2 separate regions of the Homo sapiens genome follow, and region 1 is linked to region 2. The links are chromatin loops, found by intact Hi-C in ENCODE. Cell type or tissue: endothelial cell of umbilical vein. All regions are shown on one strand. Each heading gives the region's core, and the rest is flanking DNA. Links, peaks and the distances in the headings are about the cores only. Region 1 holds the start of VAT1L (vesicle amine transport 1 like). Region 2 holds the start of LOC105371351 (a long non-coding RNA gene).

What was found. A loop is a pair of places that touch in the nucleus more often than their neighbours do. Peaks named below come from ENCODE experiments on the same cell type or tissue, not always from the same donor. Only the 100,000 strongest peaks of a DNase experiment are listed, where the experiment ranks them.
Region 1: a loop joins it to region 2, with 4 times the contacts of the local background. A loop is called at or near these places in 18 of 110 quality-filtered maps.

The regions. Positions count from the first base shown.
Region 1 is chr16:77,776,078-77,791,292 of GRCh38, reverse strand. It overlaps VAT1L (vesicle amine transport 1 like), which reads right to left and starts at 2,729. Exons shown (of 9, transcript NM_020927.3): 1 at 2,378-2,729. The coding sequence starts at 2,610. All of the region lies in intron 1 of LOC107984878 (a long non-coding RNA gene), which reads left to right. In endothelial cell of umbilical vein, for the core only: no CTCF peak of the experiment used is centred there; a DNase peak (open chromatin) is centred at 2,862; H3K4me3 peaks cover 779 bases; H3K27me3 peaks cover 2,691 bases.
Region 2 is chr16:77,969,197-77,974,196 of GRCh38, reverse strand. VAT1L (vesicle amine transport 1 like) reads right to left here. Exons shown (of 9, transcript NM_020927.3): 8 at 2,264-2,347. It overlaps LOC105371351 (a long non-coding RNA gene), which reads left to right and starts at 2,477. Exons shown (of 3, transcript XR_007065123.1): 1 at 2,477-2,968. RefSeq lists an enhancer at 4,281-4,898. In endothelial cell of umbilical vein, for the core only: a CTCF peak has its summit at 2,426 (motif pointing right); a DNase peak (open chromatin) is centred at 2,476.

The DNA of each region.
Region 1 (15,215 bases), core at 1-5,000, 180 kb after region 2:
TTTCTATTAAAAATAGAGAGCAGATAAAAGGGAGACCATCATCCAGGAAGCCATCGGCTGATTCATAAAAATACAGAATGAGTCATCCTGTATCCCAAGGCTAAAACTTATAATCAATGATCATGTCTGGCCAGCCAATCCCAGCCCAGAGGAGAAGGAGCTGCCCAGTGGGCCATTTACAAGCCTATTACAATCCTTCCTTGTAAAACCATTAACTCTGCTTCCAGCTTGGTGAAAGGAAAATCAATCTGGGCTGTTTGCAACACTGTATTCCAAATGTACCTGCAGCCTGGTTGGCTTTCTGAACAACTAGGGTCGGGGAAGTGCAGTGATTTCTGTGTGTGTGTGTGTAGCGCCACTGAAGAACAGGCTTTCACATCTGGCTTTGAAAATCAATCTCTTGGCCTTCATCTTGACATTTATTATTTCAAAATGCTTCAGTTCCTATCAGCAATTATGCAGTTAACATAAGACTGGAAAACACAGAACTATGTGTACTGCAGATGATGCTCTTTCCTTTAAAAAGTAGTTTTATCATTTTCCCTCTCTGAATATGTACTCTAGAATCCTAGAATCCCATCCTCAATTTGGATGAAGGGTCATAAATTACATACGCATACATATGCAACTGTATATATAATTGTATATATGTATATGCACATATATGCATAGGTGTGTGTATACAGGTAATTTTTTTTGATGAAGTGGTTAAGGAAGGAGAGTTCTAAATGCATGGTTTTAATTGTACTAAGCAAAAGCTCTTCCACCAGCAAGTAAAGAAAAATAATGACCCAACAATCCTCCTCCGAGCTCTTTCCTCAATCCATTCATTCAGCGATAACTTATTTAGGATGTGCAGTGGGCCAAACAGTGTGGGGTGGGGGAGTGGGCTGGTCTTTGGGGATTTAGCTGCGAAAGGGCAGATATAAGCTCTCCTTCTGGGATCAAACAACTTGGTTCAATAAGAGTTTATTGTACAGGATCCCCCGGTTTGCAAAAGCCTCTTCCCTTACCCGGAATTCCCCACAGAGACTCACGAGTCGTGTTCAGAGTCAAACCTGACCAGCTGCATATATGAGCAGCAAGGCAGGGATCAGCGGCTGCTTCTCCCACTAGCTGCTTTCTAATCTGGCCGATGAAACCTGCGTCTGTTCTCAAGGTGGTGAACGGGAGGGGACCCTCGTTTGTATTTCTCGTGCCTCTAGAGAGGTCCAGATATTGGGTTTCTGATCTAACCTAGAAGCTCGTGAGCTGGCTGCTGCTTTGGAGAGCAGTATGTACTGGGGGGCTCTAGAAAACAGATGGGAAGGAATAGGCTCGTCTCACCGTGATTAATAGCAAGTTCCCCTTACAAGTTTAACATGCAAACCTAGTGTTGGGTCCAGTCCGCCTCTGCTGGGTAAGCTCTTCCCAGAACTTCAGGGAAATTACAGTGCCCGCACACAGAGAGGCTTAAACTCTCCCCGGGAATTTCAGCTGAGCGTGAGGGCCTGGAGAAGTTCCCCCAGGGGGAATGGGGAATAGAGGGCAGCTTAGAGAGCTGAGCTCCTTCTGAGATGGGACCAGGAATTCCGGGGAGACTGATCAGGGTTTTTTCCCCTCTCGGAGAAACAGAGGATGGAGAGGGGCATGGAGGGGGTTGCGCTGCAGCCCTGGTCTCCACCCTCACCAAGCCTGGGTGCAAGGTACCGACCCTCTTCCTTCCTAGTTCCTTTCCCCGTCAGGCTACGGGGAAGGAAGTGGGCAGGAGGCGGGATCCAGCCCTGCACCCTGTCCCAGGCCCTTCAGGACAACAGCATAGAGGTGAAAAAAGATCATGTATCAAATTCCCGGCCAAGCCACTTAGTGGCAGCTGACTGATCTTGGGCAAATCACTCATTCTCGCTGAGCGGCGGCTTTCTTACCTGTAAACGGATCATGATGGCACCTGACTCATTAGGTCCCAGGAAGTATTAAATAAGATCGCACGTGTAAAACTACCAACGGCGGCTGGCACACAGTGGGCTTGCGGTTCTTAATACATATATTTTTAATTCTGTTAAGCATCAACCCTCCCGTGCGAAAGCTGAGTTGTCCTCTCAGACGGAGAACTCCCGTAGCGCAATCTTCCAGACCCGGGGTGCCTGGGCGCCAGCATTCTCCCCGCGCCCAGGAGCTCACATTCTCCTCCCGTCACCCCTAGATCTGGCTTGGGGAGGCCGCCCCTCTGCATCCTCCCCAGCTTTGGCCCGGGGAGGCTCTGAGACCCGGGTGAGGGCGCGGAGGGGGTGCGCGCGGCGGTTCTACCCGGGCAGCATCCCAGCCGCAGCTTTCCCACCCCCTCCCCAGCGCCCAGCGCGCAAAAAGAGAGAAAGCGAGAAAGGCGCGGATACTGGACCAGGCTTTGACGCGGATCTTGAGCTCGCCGTCCTGAGGCTCGGGCATGGCCTTCCTGAAGAGCCGCAGCTTGTTGAGCCCCCCGAAGCCAGCCAGCACCACCGCGCGCATCTCCTGGGCGTCCCCGAGGCGGTGCGAGCCGTCGCCGCCGCCGCCCTCCGCCGGCTCCTTGCCTGCCTCCTTCTCGATCATTTGCTCCGTCTCCTCCGCCTTCTCCACGCCTTCCTTGGCCATGGCGCTCGAGGGCGCGGGGCGCACGGGCTGCGGTGGCTGCGGTGGCTGCGGCGCTGGGGGAGTGGGGCTCCTCTCCCGCGGGTTCCTCCTGTTGAATGTGGGATGCTCGGCTGTGCAATGGCTGCAGCCTCTGCGAGCGCCGCCGCGGTCCACAGCCTCCGCCGTAATCCTCACAAGAGCCGTGCCCTAAGCGCTTCACCCCCGCCCCACCCTTCTTTCCTGTCCCAACGAAGCCTCAACTCCAGTTCCTGAAATAGTCCCAAGTTAGGGTCGGGATCGCGGCCCTAAACCCAAATTTGCCGAAGATCTGTGACTAAAACGAGCCTAGAGAGACCACCCTGTCATCCCCCTTCCTGTGGGCCCAGTACTTGGTTATATACGGCACAGGCTCGGGTGCCTTGAAATGGACCGAGACTAATGTCTGGGCCTGGAGGATGCCTTACCGCGACAAGGTTGCCCTCTCTCCCTCCCATCTTCGAGGCTGGGCGGGATAGTCGGGAAATTGGGTCGTTTCTCAAACAGCCAGTTTTGGGTGGAAGGGCGGAGAGGTTTGGGAAGCAGGGAACTAGAGATCCCGCTCACTGCCCTGAAGAGTCCAGTGCAGGGTCTTTTCACTCCAGACCTGCAGGGTCAGCCGGGATGCTCTTTGCTGGGTATCACCAGGGGCTTCCTTACGACGGCGAATTCTCACCACCCACACCATTTCGGGCTATTAAAGAGGCTTCAGACAAGAATCCTGTACCAGAAAGGATCCTGTTCGTGTTCTGATCCCCGGAAGACCAGTGTGTACCCGCTCCCCAACATGCATGCACATACACAGAGTAGTAACTGGCGTTTTGTTTTGTTATCAGGCTCTTTGAGAAAAACAGCTCATAGAAAAACTTGGAATTTCTGAAATAAAATAATGGGGAAGGACGTGGTTTTCCTAGGGGCAGTTTAAGGAAAGAGATGCAGGTGAGGAAGTAGGTCTATATTCTATTATAGTTGCTATGCCATTGCCAGCCTTGAGATCTTGGGCAACTCATTCAACCTTCCTGAGCCTCAACACACTCATCTATAAATTGGGTACATTGATTTTTTTTTCTATATTGTGTGAAGTGCTGGGGTGGACATGATTTCAGTGAGACATGGTCCTTATATTGGAAAAGGTCAATTTCAGAGCATGAGGCATGAAGGACACAGTCAACAAATGTGGTACAATGAATGATGTAAGTGCTGCCTCTTCTCTCCCCTCATTCTTCCTGTGCCTCACTGCTTTAAATGCCCTTGTCTTCTATTCCTTAAAAAAAAAAAAAAAAAAAAAAAAGACGATTGCCATTTTCCCTCCTTCCACAGGGTTCTGCACCTGCTGTCCCCTTGGCCTGGGGTATGTGTTCCATCTCCTTTATCTGGTGTTAACTCCTACTTCGTTCTCACCTCAAGGGTCCATTCCTGTTGGGAGGCACTCCAACCTCCAGATTGGTGTCCTCCCTGACTATAGACACTTATGTCCCTTTGTAGCCAACTTTTATATGTTTACCTGATAATATCTGTTTCCTTTATCCAACTGTGAACTTCATGTGAGCAGGAGCTATTTCTACTTTTATCCAGCGTGGTTTTCCCAGGGCTTAATACATGATTGGTACATAGTAGAATATGCACAGAGGCAGCCTGTTGAAAAACTGGTCCAGAGAGTTGGAGAAGTTCTCATGGAGGAGGGAACATTTGGGCTAGACCTTGAAGGATAAGGCAGGTTCTTCTGGCAGAAAAGGTCGCAAGCTCATTCAAATAACACAGAAAGGTAACAGGTAAAAGGGCTTTTGAGATTCTGGTTTGTTCTATGTAGGCAGAACATTGGCTGTATTTAGCAATCATTGGAGATGAGGCTGAAAGGTTTATTGGGACCAGCTTTTGAAAGTTCTCACATACCAGGTTATAAAATTTAAGACATAATCACAGAGGCAATTGGTGCCATAAAGGCTTAAAAAACAAAAACATGGGGAGAGCATTACCAGAACTGCATTTTAGGATAATAACTTTGACAGTAAGTGGGTGATGGATTAGATGATAGAGTTACTGGAAGCATCGAGATCAGTTAGAGACTAAGTGCAGGCAAAAAAAAAAAAAAATCCCCAAAAAGAAACAAAATAAATGAGAATGGTCCCAACTGAGGCAATGGCCATGGGATGGAAGGAAGAGGGCTAAAAGAAGCCTGAATAGGGCTTGGTTAGTGAATTGAACATTTTATTGTGAATCCAATTGTCCAAATTGTTTGTCTTGTTTACATTGTGAGATACAGTGTTTAGGCTGGATTCTGTCCTGAAACAAGAATTTGAACACCCGTCGTTTATTTTGGAAGTAATCCCAGGAAGCTCTGGCTGGGAAGTAGGAAAGTGAGACAGAAAATTGATACTACCCAATATGAGATGTATTAATAAGCAGATTACCGCAGTGGACAATTGGAGCTCAAACCCGCAGGGGACATTTGAGAGACAGTGTAGAACAAGTCTCAGAGTTGTCTCACCCAAGGAGTGAGGACATAGGTATTTATTCACTAAAGTCTATGCTTGATTGGTCAAGAACTGTTCCTGGAATTGTTAACTCCTTGACATTTCCATCCTGTCCCATGTACTTGGGCTGAGAGAATCCCCAGGCAGAGAATTGTGGATGCTCTTTGCAGGAAGCTATCATTTTATACATGGAATGATGAATTCCATGGAGACATAGCTTTGGCACCAATAATATCTGCAATATATGTTATTGTTTTGGAGGTGTCTACTGTTCTAGACACTGTAGGTATATTTCTTAATTTGATTCTGAAAATAATCTCATGAGTAAGAATTCCTATTCCCACTTTATGGAAGAGGAAAATGAAAATGAATCTTAACATGATGAATTATTGTGCTCAAAGGAACATGCTAGTTATAATGAGATAGAAGACCAACTCCAAATCTGTGCTCTTAAGATCTCATCATGCATGTTTATACGGACAGGCCAAACCAGTTCTGCCCCTGATTGACAATACTCCATGGCATTTTTTAATGTTCCCTGCTCTTTTTTTTCACCGCCTACTATCTCTGTACCACCAAGGTCCCTTGCCTTGGTTCTGAGTGTTTGTTTTCCTTTGGCATTAGTAAAGTAAACCCACTTTGTAGTCAGCACACAGCATGTTAAAGAGAAAGTGTTTGTCTTACAGTGTGTTAAAGGGAATATAATTACTCCCTCCAAGGGAATCTTCTGGCTGTTTACAAACCCCAGATTATAATTGGTAGGCAGCTGATTATCACAACAACCCAGAGAGAACCCACCACAGTCTGTGCTGCTTGTGGGGGGGTGGGGAGATACCCTCTTCTGAGTCCTATATACCACTATTGTTAAATATTCCCAACTCTGGTACTCCCTGGTGGAACGTGGAAAGAGCCACAGTGCATGGCATATCTCCAAATAAACACAATAAATCAATTTTTAATTTGTAAAATTGATTCCTTGGACATTCACTCAGAGCCTCCGTTGTGGAATTTCTTACATTATTGTAGAATAATGTGCATTATGTACATCATTGTACATAATGTCAAACAGTGGCCACTGATGGTAAAACAGAGTATTACAGCTCAGCTCTGTTACCTTGCAAATGGTCTGGGGCAGGGTATGTGCACGTGGGGGTGTGTGTGGGGGGTGGGGGGGGATGTAGAAGGCCAGATATAGGAACCCCTAATAGAGGTAAAGTCTCTGAGTAAGAAAATATGGGAAACCATCAGTACTGAGAGGTGACAGCATACTGGCAGCCCTCACAGCCCTCGCTCACTCTCGGGGCCTCCTTGGCCTTGGCGCCCACTCTGGCCGCGCTTGAGGAGCCCTTCAGCCCGCTGCTACACTGTGGGAGCCCCTTCCTGGGCTGGCCGAGGCCGGAGCCGGCTCCCTCAGCTTGCGGGGAGATGAGGAGGGAGAGGCCCGAGCGGCAACCGGGGCTGCGTGCAGTGCTTGCGGGCCAGCTGGAGTTCCTGGTGGGCGTGGGCTTGGCGGGCCCTCACTCGGAGCGGCCGGCCGGCCCTGTCGGCCCCCGGCAATGAGGAGCTTAGCACCAGGGCCAGCGGCTGCGGAGGGTGTGCTGGGTCCCCCAGCACTGCCGGCCCACTGTCGCTGCCCTCCCGGGGCCTTAGCTGCCTTCCCGCGGGGCAGGGCTTGGGACCTGCAGCCCGCCATGCCTGAGCCTCCCCTCGCCGCTCCATGGGCTCCTGTGCAGCCTGAGCCACCCCGACGAGCGCCACCCCCTGCTCCACGGCGCCCAGTCCCATTGACCACCGAAGGGCTGAGGAGTGCGGGCGCACGGCAAGGGACTGGCAGGCAGCTCCACCTGCAGCCCCCATGCGGGATCCACTAGGTGAAGCCAGCTGGGCTCCTGAGTCTGGTGGGGACTTGGAGAACCTTTATGTCTAGCTCAGGGATTGTAAATACACCAATCATCACTCCGTATCTAGCTCAAGGTTGGTAAACACACCAATCAGCACCCTGTGTCTAGCTCAGGGTTTGTGAATGCACAAATGGACACTCTGTATCTAGCTACTCTGGTGGGGACTTGGAGAACCTTTGTGTCGACACTCTGTATCTAGCTAACCTAGTGGGGACGTGGAGAACCTTTGTGTCTAGCTCAGGGATTGTAAACGCACCAATCAGCGCCCTGTCCAAACAGACCACTGGGCTCTACCAATCAGCAGGATGTGGGTGGGGCCAGATAAGACAATAAAAGCAGGCTGCCTGAGCCAGCAGTGGCAACCCGCTGGGGTCACCTTCCACACTGTAGAAGCATTGTTCTTTAATTCTTTGCAAGAAATCCTGCCGCTGCTCACTCTTTGGGTCCACACTGCCTTTATGAGCTGTAACACTCACCGCAAAGGTCTGCAGCTTCACTCTTGAAGCCAGCGAGACCATGAACTCACCGGGAGGGACGAACAACTCCAGACGCGCTGCCTTAAGAGCGGTAACACTTACCGCGAAGGTTCACGGGTTCACTTCTGAGCCAGTGAGACCACGAACCCACCAGAAGAAAGAAACTCCGAAGACATCCGAACATCAGAAGGAACAAACTCTAGACGCGTCACCTTAAGAGCTGTAACACTGACCGCAAGGCTCCGCGGCTTCATTCTAGAAGTCAGTGAGACCAAGAACCCACTAATTCTGGACACAGTACACTTTTAGAAATCGTTTTCTAAATTATTTGGAATGGTTCAGTAACTTCCCAGAGAAATGTTATTTAAGGAAGAGGGTCAATGTCTTTAACTATATGCTTTAATAATATTTGTTGCATTGTATTCTCTTCAATACAATTAGAATCATTTGTTGTACATATTTCATCTTTAAAATAATCCTATGCTATAGGACTATTATCCCTACTTTACAGAGGAGAAAATTTAATATAAACTGAGTAACTTTCCCAGAATTACTTCCTAAACAAATTGCAGAGTTGAGATTTGAAATGGGAGCTATTTGACTTTGAAATGTATGTTCTTAACCACCACACTTCAATGCTTATGGTTTTATTTGTTGCTCTTTTACTCACAAGAATGCCATCAAATAGGTTAAGAAAAAGGAGACAAATTTAGGAGGTCAATAATGGAGAGAGGTAAAAGATTCTGGCTGTTGAAATATCCTAACAAAATCCAGGGAGTTATATTAGAGGATTTGTGCCATAATTTCTTATAGTTTGTGGTTAATTCCCAATGAGCACAACATTATTTTTCAGAGAAGTGCTAGAGAAGTGTGCAGCCCATCCTGATGGTGGCAGTATACACTTCCTGTCTACACTTTGTAGGACGGGTCTTACATGGTAAACTCTAGTTGTGTCTGAGGGGAAAAAAAGTGCACTGATACTTATCACCTTTTGAGTGGTGACCTTGTGCTGTTGCTAAATGCTGGAGATAACATGGTGAATAAGACAAATATATTCTCAGTCCTAATGGAGTTATCAGCCCTGTTGAGGAGGTATATATTGGGTTGCCCAGGAGCAAACGTTTGTTAATTTGAAGATTTGCATACATACGGCTTGAGAAGTGATCCCAGGAAGCACTGGAAGAGGTCTGTGAAGGTGAGACAGGGTAGGAAAGAAGCCAATATGAGGTGTATTACTTAGCAGGTTATCACTGCTATAACCTGCTTAAATCCTGCTGGGGAACTCTAGGAGACAGCGTAGAGCACATCTCAGATGTATCCCCATCAAGAGGCAAAGAAAATGGAGAATCCACCAGCTCCTGTTAGTCCTTAGTTGAGGACTGTTTCTGTGGGGCACTAGCCATCTGCCACTTCTAGCCTGCCATGCACATGGGCTGTTTGGGAATAGGCAGCCAGACAAAGCTGTCCTGAAAGAGTTGCAGGTGTTTGTACTTGGAAGCCATGGGGTCGCTGTGCATGGCAGTGATGAGATCCAAGAGGGGGTAGGTTGGGCACTGACCATCTCTGCTACATATATTAAACCAAAAAAAAAAAAATCATGTAAGTAATTAGTCATTTACCAGTTCAATAAGTGCTGTAAAGGGGAAATACAAGGGGCTATCTGCATGGTCGGTAAAAGCTTCTCTATGAAAGCAATGGTAATGTATTAGGTTCAGCTACAGACAACAAAATATAATAATAAAATAAAAATTGGCTTAAAGAATATAAAATACATTAGGATGGGATGGAGGCTGTACATTATCATCAAGGATCAGTGTTCCTTCCTGCTCTGTACTCCAGGTCATGAATCACTGGCCTCCATTCTCATAGTTTAAGATATAGCCATCACATTTATGTGCTGGGTGACAGGACAGAGATGCGTGAGAGGGGAAGAAAGACCCACAGCTTTCATCTTAAGGGCACTTCAGGACTCCACCATAATACATGTACTTATCTCATATTAGCCAGAGCCTAGTCACATGGCCACATCCCACTGCAAAGGATGCTGGGAAACCTAGTTTTTTCTTAGCTAAGTAACAATGTCCAAGTAAAAGCTAAGGTTCTACAATTAATGAGGAAAGGGACAGATAGCATTAGGAGGTGTAGCAGTATCTTCCACAGATGCCACTGAAGGGCTTTAAATAAATGAATGATAGTCTGTGTGGAGTATTGAGGAGTCCCCATGGCCTCCCTACAACAAAACATTACCCAAGAATCCCAGTCCCTGGGATTCAATGCTTCCCTCTCACAACTCCTCTGTAAGATACATTTTCACCCTGTTGGAGTTTTCTCTCCATAGGGATCCAGCTGCAATTTTATAATGGATGTTAACAGGAAAACCCTAACCAAAAGTGCTACTCATAAGACCCTGAACACCATTTTAGCTCTCTATTAATCTGCTCATGTATGAATAGAAATAGAAACATTTCACCTGCTCTTACTCATCTCCATAAGCAGCTGTTATCCATGTGGAGATGATCTTATCAATTGTTTAGTATCATTTGGTAAACATGGTTGGTCAAGTAAAGAGGAAAATATACAACATAGGACTAAGGAATTTAAATCATGTAGTTTGTTTTTGAAATTTCACTCACACTGAAAGATAATTTCTGAGTGATTTCTTGTACCCCTCCCCTTGAATATTATCTAGGGTCCTCCCCCTAGTGTGATGCTGTATGATTTTTTTCTCTTTTTCTTTTCTTCCTCTTCCTCTTCCATTTCTCCTCCTCCTCCTCCTCCTGCTCCTCCTCCTCCTTCTTCTTCTTCGCCTCCTCCCCCTCCCCCTCCCTCTTCTTTTTGAGATGGAGTCTGGCTCTGTCACCCCAGGCTGTGGTGCAGTGGCAGAATCTTGACTCACTGCAACCTCCACTTCCCAGGTTCAAATGATTCTCCTAAATCAGCCTCCTGAGTAGCTGGGACTACAGGCATGCACCACCACACCTGGCTAATTTTTGTATTTTTAGTGGAAACGTGGTTTCACCATGTTGGCCAGGTTCGTCTCGAACTCCTGACTTCAGGTGATCCGCCCACCTTGGCCTCCCAAAGTGCTGGGATCACAGGCGTGAGCCACTGTGTCCGGCCCCTGTGTGTTTTCTTGTATGAATCACCACACAGTAATGCTGCCTGCCTCTTCCAAGCACTGCAGAGAGCTGTGTTTTCCCTAAAGTACTTTGCTATAGATCATGATGAGTAATGGGATGGGGACGTAAAATTCAGGTTCAGAAATAAACAAAGCATTTACTCCTCAAATAGGGTCCAACAGAAACCAGAAAGGGGACGAATTCCTCCCCTGCACCGTTTTTTCCACCTTACAAGCTGAGATCATCATACTATAAATAAGGATGAACCAGCCCTCCAGCTAATTCACTCTCTTGTTGCCCTGATGTCTCTGGTTGAGGCTAAGAGCTGATGTCCCTGAAAGTTTTGTTCCTTTTATTGTTGGATTGGCCTATATCCAGTTGGTTGGGGCTTCCTTGCAGTAATGACTGTGAAGCTACAAGACCTCAATGTAACTGAAAATGCACACCATGAAAAGGGCACATTTTGCCTTTCCTGTTCTGAGGGTAGCAGGCTTAAATCCCAGGAAATGGGGAAATGTTCTTCAGAAATCCTGTCCTATTCCTTTTAGTATGCCCCTTCTCTTCACAGAGCCTAATGGGGTACTTTCCACAAAGCAAATGGGAAGAAGTCCATCCATCACCCAATTGTCCAATCATCCATCTATCCACTCATTCATCCAATTCTACATTATTTTTTTGTTGTTGTTTTGTTTTATTTTTGTTTGTTTGTTTTTTGAGACAGAGTCTTGCTCTGTCGCCCAGACTGGAGTTCAGTGGCACGATCTCAGCTCACTGCAACCTCCGTCTCCCAAGTTCAAGTGGTTCCCCTGCCTCAGCCTCTCGAGTAGTTGGGATTACTGGCACCTGCCACCATGCCCAGCTGATTTTTGTATTTTTAGTAGAGACAGTGTTTCATCATGTTGGTCAGGCTGGTATTGAACTCCTAACTTCAGGTGATCTGCCCACCTCGGCCTCCCAAAATGCTGGGATTACAGGCGTGAGCCACCATGCCTGGCCCAATTCTGCATTCTTGATATGCACTAAGGAAGGTAGAAGGAACACATACCTTGTTTCCAGGACTTGTTCAGAACCCAGTTTTCCCATTTCCTACCTATGTGAATTTTAGGCTCTGAAAGGTTAAGAGAATTGCCCAATAAATGAGTATTAGAATATCTAATTCTGCATGAGATACCATGCCAAACTCTTCCAAGTATTATTTCCCATGCATAACAGTTGATCAATGGACAATAATTTCCTGGCTACTTCCTTCATGAATAAGGCCTGGCACCTGTCTTGAGTGGGGAGGCAGACACATAGAGAACATGGTGCAACGTTTCAGGGAGGCAAGACAATGTAAAGAGAGGCTACGTGCATATGTCTTGGGATCGGACAGGCTTTGTTCCTGGCTTGACCTTTTCCTAGCTATGTAACCATGAACAAGTTCCTTAATCTTTCCGTTGCTTCATTCTTTTTTTTTTTTTTTTTTGAGACGGAATATTTCTCTGTCGCTCAGGCTGGAGTGCCGTGGTGAGATATTGGCTCACTGCAACTTCCACCTCCCGAGTTCAGGCGATTTTCCCACCTCAGCCTCCCGAGTAGCTGGGATTACAGGCACCCGCCACCACACCTGGCTAATTTTTGTATTTTTAGTAGAGACAGGGTTTCATCATCTTAGCCAGGCTGATCTCCAACTCCTGACCTCGAGATCCACCCTCCTCAGCCCCCCAAAGTATTGAGATTATGGATGTGAGCCACTGTGCCCGGCCTGTTGCTTCATTTTCTAATCTGTGAGGTGTAGACATTGATCACATTGTCTTCACAAATATGTGGAGAAATTTAAAACAGCTGATTGAAATAAATGTCTATGCTTAGAAAAAAACTCTTTACATGTTAGTACTTTGTAACTGCCTTTGTCATAGCGCTTAATATTAAACACCTGTGTCTAATTTGAAATGGTTAGAGTTTAGTTAAGTGGTTTCCAAAGTCTATTCAACGAAACAGTGGTTTCCTAAATGTTGATGGATGCCAGGGTAAAAGGAGGGTCTGTGGTCAAATTAGCCTGAGACACTCTGGGTCAAATACAGTTAAGCAGCTTTCTTTAATGTAGATTTAGAGTCTTAGCATAACTCTTGAATCTCTACATAGGGATTCAGAATACAGCTTTACTGAGACTTATTAGACTTCCAGCCCTTTGCCCTTGAAGTTAACAAGATTAGCATTCTGCAGGATATCTTTTGGGGAAAACTGCTATAGGTAAATAAATGGATAACTATTTCTAAGTGTCTGCTCAAGGTTAGGCATTGTAGAAGGAACAAAAGAAAAAAATAACATGACTCTGACCTCAAGGAACTGAGGGGCTTACTTAAGATAAAATATACCACAAATTGTTTTAAGAAAACTTTAAATCCAGGCCCGAGAACATTATGAAGCAAATGAAGTGGGCCTGTTGTGGGACATAACAGAGAGTGGTGGGGACTGTGAGAAACCGGAGTGCAGAGGGCATTCTAAAAGAGATAGTGACTGGGCATGGTGGCTTAAGCCTGTAATCCCAGCACTTTGGGAGGCCAAGACAGGTGGATCACTTGAGCCCAAGTGTTTGAGACCAGCCTGGGCAACATAGTGAGATCCTGTATCTACAAAAAAATGCGAACATTAGCTGGGCATGGTGGCATGTGCCTGCAGTCCCAGCTACTCAGGAGGGGAGGCTGCAGCAGGAGAATTGCTTGAACCTGGGATGTTGAGGCTACGGTGAACCATGATCACACTACTGCACTCCAGCCGGGGCGACAGAGCAAGACTCTGTCTCAAAAAACAAACAAACAAAAAACTCAACTTTGATCCATCATTGTAATGTGAAAATGTGAGCTCAGGGTTGCTGGGGCTTCCAGGTGTTTCTGAGAGGCCAAAAGTCTGAATCATTATGTGAAATATACCAAATTTATAAAATTTTGACAAATATTACATAGGCTAAACAAAACATGTCTGTGAGCCAAATTTAGCCCATATGGCTCCAATGTGCAATGTTTTCTCTAAGTCAGAGGTGATTTTACGCCTTGGGGGACACTGGCAGTGTCTGAAGACATTTTTGATTGTTACCAGTAGTGCTACAAGCATCTGATGGGTACAGGCCATAGATGCTGCTAAGCATCCTGCAAGGCACAAGATAGCCCTAAAACAAAGAATGAGCCAGCCTAAAATGTTAATAGTGCCAAAGTTGAACCACCCTGTTCTTTTTTTTTTTTTTTTGAGACAGAATCTTGCACCGTTGCCCAGGCTGGTGTGCAGTGGCATGATTGATCTCGGCTTGCTGCAACCTCTGCCTTCCAGGTTCAAGCGATTCTCCTGCCTCAGCCTCCTGAGTAGCTGGGACTACAGGTGTGGTAGAGACAGGGTTTCACTATATTGGCCAGGCTGGTCTCGAAGTCCTGACCTCATTATCTGCCCACCTCAGCCTCCCAAAGTGCTGGGATTACAGGTGTGAGCCACCGTGTCCGGCCTTTTTTTAAAATTTATTTTATTTTTTAATTTTTATTTATTTATTTTTGTGAGATGGAGTCTTGCTCTGTTGCCCAGGCTGGAGTGCAGTGGCGCGATCTCTGCTCATTGCAATCTCCGCCTTCTGGGCTCAAGCAATTCTCCTACCTCATTCTCCCAAGTAGCGGGGATTACAGGCGTCCACCACCACGCCTGGCTAATTTTTGTATTTTTAGTAGAGGCGGGGTTTCATCATGTTGGCCAGGCCTGTTTCAAACTCCTGACCTGAAATGATCCACCCGCCTCAGCCTCCCAAAGAGCTGGGATTACAGACATGAGCCACTGCACCCGGCCTGAACCACCCTGTTGTAAGCCATGGATCCTTGGTTTCTGGGAGCAAGGTAGCCTGTGGTTTTGACTTGCTGCCTGTGTGACTTTGGAAATGTCCTTGTTTTGGTTGGTAAAAGAAGGTCCTTGGACTAATTGATGCTCAAGGGACTTTCCAGCCCAGAGGCTGAGGTCACATTAGTCCTCTCTATTGGCAGTGGCCTGGCACACAAGGGCTCTCTTTGCAGAAATGACATTGATCGGAAATGATAGCTATTGATGTGACAATACACACCAGGGGAATGTTCCCAACCTGGAATACTGTTTGTCCTTTGGATGAGCTCAGAGGTCTGTTTCATGCAGGTCTCATTGCAGACACTTGAATACATTTGAAGCTGATGTTAGAAGGCTACTAAATCATTCTGGGCAATTTTGTTTTAGAGACTGCCATATTTTGTTGAGGGAAAAATCAAAGGACACACTTTAATTTAATACACCTCTCCTTTTCCAAATAGAGACAGTCTCCCAGATATTGATTTTGAGTTTTGGCATTGCATGTGCCTGTTTATCTAGTTGGTCATTGTGAGCAAAGTTTATTTTTTATCTTAAGGATTTAACTCAATCATTTCCACAGTGGAACTGAGCAGGCAGGAAGATGAGGTGCATGGGGGGACGGAGTGACACTTGGATCAGGAGAATCAGTGATGGGGGGGAACACAGACTACCTGTACATGCAGGTACTAAAGACTGGAGTCTCCAATACATACACCCAGGACGTTACTGCTAATGCCCATCCCCAGGCAGTGTGAGTCACCCAGGCTGCTCGCTCACTCCGTGTGG
Region 2 (5,000 bases), core at 1-5,000:
GCTTTGAACAGCCCTGGAACTTAGTAAGTATTTAATAAGTTATATCCATGTTGTATCAGTCACTTAACAAGAGGGTGTTTTACAATGTTGAAGGTGTCCTTCATTGAATGAAATGACTGTCATACCCAAATTACATTATGGTTACAAGTCAAGGAAATACTTTTAAAAATACACACTCCTGGCCGGGTGCGGTGGCTCATGCCTGTAATCCCAGCATTTTGGGAGGCCGAGGTGGGCGGATCACAAGGTCAGGAGATCCTGGCTAACATGGTGAAACCCAGTCTGTACTAAAAATACAAAAAAATTAGCCAGGCATGGTGGCAGGTGCCTGTAGTCCCAGCCACCTGGGAGGCTGAGGCGGTAGAGTGGCATTAACCTGGGAGGTGGAGCTTGCAGTGAGCCAAGATCGCACCACTGCACTCCAGCCTGGGCGACAGAGCGAGACCCCATCTCAAACAAACAAACAAAAAAACACTTTACATGACAATATGCAAGAAATTTTAGTTCTTTTTTTTTTTTTTAAAGAACTGATGCAGCTTCAAGAATCAATGTGTATGTAAATGAAGAAACAAGAAACACTTCCCGAATATTTTTTCTGTTAAAGATAACCTGGGGGCCAGGCATGGTGGCTCACGCCTGTAATCCCAACACTTTGGGAGGCTGAGGCGGGCGTATCATGAGGTCAGGAGTTCAAGACCAGCCTGACCCACATGGTAAAACCCCATCTCTACTAAAAATACAAAAATTAACCAGGTGTGGTGGTGGGCCCCTGTAATGCCAGCTACTCAGGAGGCTGAGGCAGGAGAATCGCTTGAACCCGGGAGGCGGAGGTTGCAGTGAGCCTAGATCGTGCCATTGCACTCCAGCCTGGGTGATAAAGTGAGACTCCATCTCAAAAAAAGATGACCTGGAACTTAGTACATATCAGACAATGCTTTATGAATACTATTCTAACTGGGAACTTATCAATCTCCACTTTACCGATAGGGGATCAAAGCTGAGTAGTCATGTAACTTGCCCAGGTCATAAACAGGGGCTCAAGGTTTTGAATCCATGCAGTCGGATGGTCTGTGCACTGACCACACCACTACATAGTTCCTCCTCGAGAGGCCCCAGGGAGAATAGGTGGGATGTGAGTTTGACATGCTATACTCCTGGTGGTATCCCTGGGATATAAGGGTTTTATTCTGGTGAAAGAAAAAAAAAATCACAGCTGGGTGTGGTAGCTCACGCCTATAATCCCAGCACTCTGGGAGGCCGAGGTAGGCAGATTGCTTGAGCTCAGGAGCTCAAGACCAGCCTAGGCAACATGGTGAGATTCTGTCTCTAAAAATAATATAAATAATATTTTAAATTATATTTTTATTTATATTTTACATTATTTTTATTATTTTATATTATTATTATTATCATTTTTGAGACAGTCTCATTCTAGTCCCCCAGGCTGGAGTGCAATGACGCAATCACGGCTTACTGCAATCTCTGCCTCCCAGGTTCAAGCGATTCTCCTGCCTCAGCCTCCCCAGTAGCTGGGATTACAGGCACCTGACACCACACCCGGCTAATTTTTGTATTTTTAGTAGAGACGGGGTTTCACCATCTTGGCCAGGCTGGTCTCAAACTCCTGACCTCAGATGATCCACCCGCCTCAGCCTCCCCAAGTGCTGGGATTACAGGCGTTAGCCACCTCCCCTGGCCAATAATAATTATAATTAGCTGGGTGTGGTGGTGGTCTCCTGTAGTCTCAGCTGCTCAAGAGGCTGAGGTGGGAGGATCACTTCAGTCAGGAGGCGGGGGCTGCAGTGAGTTGAGATAGTGCTACTGCACTCCAGCCTGGGTGACAGAGTTTAAGACTCTCTCTCTGAAAGAAAGAAAAAAAAAATCTGTGGAACCATCAGGGAGCATCTCGGAAGCAGCTGGCATCATTCTGTTAGGAACATGAATGTGAAATTATTGAAATTTTCCAGGAATTTCTCCCAAGAGCTAGCAGCTGTAATAGACAGGTCTGTTGTTGCTATGCTTTCCTGCCTATGCCTTCAGATTGCTTTTGATATGCTCTCACTGAAGCACTGGCCTTTCCTTTTCAGCATTCATCTCAGTTTGTCATGAATCCCTCATGTATGACATCATTTGATTACCCCTGGTCTCCTCCACTAGCCCACAGGCTACCTGTACTTCCTTCTACCCCACCCGTGTCTGCATCTGATTGACCCGTGGTGCTCTCTCGCGTGGAACTGAACAGACTCCTCTGCTTTTCACTCACCAGTGGAGTTGGGGTCTTTTCTACATCCAGAATTAACTTGCCAATGTTCCCTCGGTCGTGAATCCGCTGCATGGCCTCCTTCACCTGCGCGAAAAGGTGAGAAACAGAGGTGCTGGTTAGGCGAGATGTTCCCCAGTTAAAAAGGGGGCCTGGAGAACTCAAACTGTCAAGTGACCACCAGAGGGCGCTGCGGCTCAAGTTTAGTGGCTAAGAGGTTGCTGTTGGACGCTGGGGTGCAACTACATTCTGGTTGGGCCATTCACACACACTGATCTTGTGCAAACATCTTCTGGGTCGGAAAAGTGAGGGTGACAGCTCTTGAAATAAGTAGATGAACATTCCTTAAAAGGGTGGGGGAAGGTTCTCTGGAGTTCTCAGAATTATGTGCTGCAGGGTGGCAGGGTGCATTAGTCAGATTAGATTTTGACCAATAGAGATATTTTCTGAAGGTCATTTGTGCCCTGCTTACTTCAATGTTATTTAACTGTGACTCGTAGTTGGGCTAAATTGACCCATTACTCAAGGCTGAACTGAACTCAGGAAAATTCTCACGATTCTGGTTATTGGGAGGAAATGTTGTCTCTATCTAAGTGCAGTTTCCCCTCAACACTATAATATTCTCCCCAGGAAAGAGGGCCTCCTGTTTCTTTTCAAATGTTGGGGGCTTGCCAGGCCAACAGGTGTCTCCTGGGATCCTCTGAAACGGTAAGTTTGTGGCAGAATCCAATTTGCCTTTTGAGCATTTCATTCTGTTGCCATGTGGAATTCCAACTGTTGAGGTGGGGATGGGGAGGGAGGCATGAGAGTTAAATGAAATCCAGAAAGGGCAACATGGAGCTTGGTGCTTGGTACAGGCCCATGCTCCACATCTCAATGAAATCTGCGTGGAAATGCAACATCTCTTGATTAAGAAAAAAAAAAAAGTTTTAATAGATCTAGCCTAAATATTTTTCCTGAAGTCTCAAATGTTTAAAATTTGTGTTAATTCAGTCCAAAAATATTCATTAAATGTTGCGTCTAGCCTAGATGCTATGGTTAAACAAAATTAAAAAGTAAGATACAGTGCCTGCCTTTGAGGAACTCACCCTGTGGCTGATTGATAGAGCAGTATTTGCTTGTATGAAAACCGAAGACTTCTACACATTTGGATAACAACTTGACACAGCTATTAAAATGTTTGTATTCTAATTGCTTTTCTGGAACTTTATCCTAAAGACATAATTTAAATTATGGGGAAAAAAACTTATTACACAAAAGATACTCAATTACAGTATTGCTTTTTATGGCAGAACATTGAAGCAACTTATATGTCCCAGAGATAAGGGGATGATTAAGTAAATAATGACTCTCACATGTGTCTACTGAAAGGAAATGATATGTGGTTGTTAAAGAAGATAAAGATATATACAGCTAATTACAAAGACTACATAGCAGAATTAAATGTTGTAATATTGCTAAATGAGAACTGACATGCATATTTAAAATGTTTTAATCTCTAGCTCCATAAAAACACACATATACTAAAATAACTAGAAAGGGCTATGGATATATGATAAAACATCATGTAGAAGAAATGGATGCCTTTTAACTTTAGCGTCAGTCTGGTAACATATTATCAAATCAGTATTTAATATAAATGCACTTTTAAATGCAGTCTTTGGACAACCTGGCAGTGATCGGAATCAACACATTTTTGGGGGGACAGGGTCTTGCTCTGTTGCCTTGGCTGGAGTAAAGCAGTACAATCACAGATCACTGCAGGTTTGACCTCCTGGTCTCAAGCAATGCTCCCACGTCAGCCTACCAAGTAGCTAGGATTACTGGCAAGCGTCACCACGTGCTCAGCTAATTTTTTGCCTTTTTTTTTTTTTTTTTTTTTTTTAGTAGAGATGTGGTTTTGCCATGTTGCCCAGGCTGCTCATGAACTGTTGGCCTCAAGTGATCCTCCCCCGTTGGCCTCCCCTAAGTGCTGAGATGACAGGCATGAGCCACTGTGCCCGGCCCTGATCTCTGATTAATAGTGTCATATGATTGTTAAAATTTCTTGACCCTAATACATAATTCAGTAGATTCCTTTTATTTTTGTAGTGAGCTCTGCTTTTCAAAGGTTTTCACATTTGTTCATTATAGCTACTGCCCACCGGGAATCTTCATATATTGTAGCAGACACCTTCTAAAATGGTTGTCAGTCATCCCCATTGCCTGGTACTCATCCCCTCCCCGTGAACATGGGCTACACCTAGTGACTTGCTTCTAAGCAACAGAATAGAGCAAAAGTGATGATACATCACTTCCAAAATTAGGTAATAAAGGACCGTGACTTCCATCTTGCAGTCCCTCTTTCTCTAACTCTTGATGCTTCCTTGTTCTGATGACTCAAACTGCCATGTTGTGAGCTGCCCTATGGAGAGGTCCACATGGCAAGAAACTGAAGGCAGACCCCAGCCGACAGTCAATGAGGAGCAGATACCCTCGGTCCAAATGCCAGTGAGGAACTGAATCCTGCCAACGACCACAGAGACCTTGGAAGCAGACCCTTCCCCATTTGAGACCACAGCCCCAGCTGACACCTTTGTCAGAGGCATTTGAACCAGAGCAACTCTGTCCTGAGTGAGGGCTAGGAAAATGAGGCTGGGACTTGCTGGGCTGCATCCCCAGAGAGTTAGGTATTCCTAGCCTCTAGATACTCACGGTTAAGGGAACAGATTGATAATGTTTACTAAACAGACCCAGACTT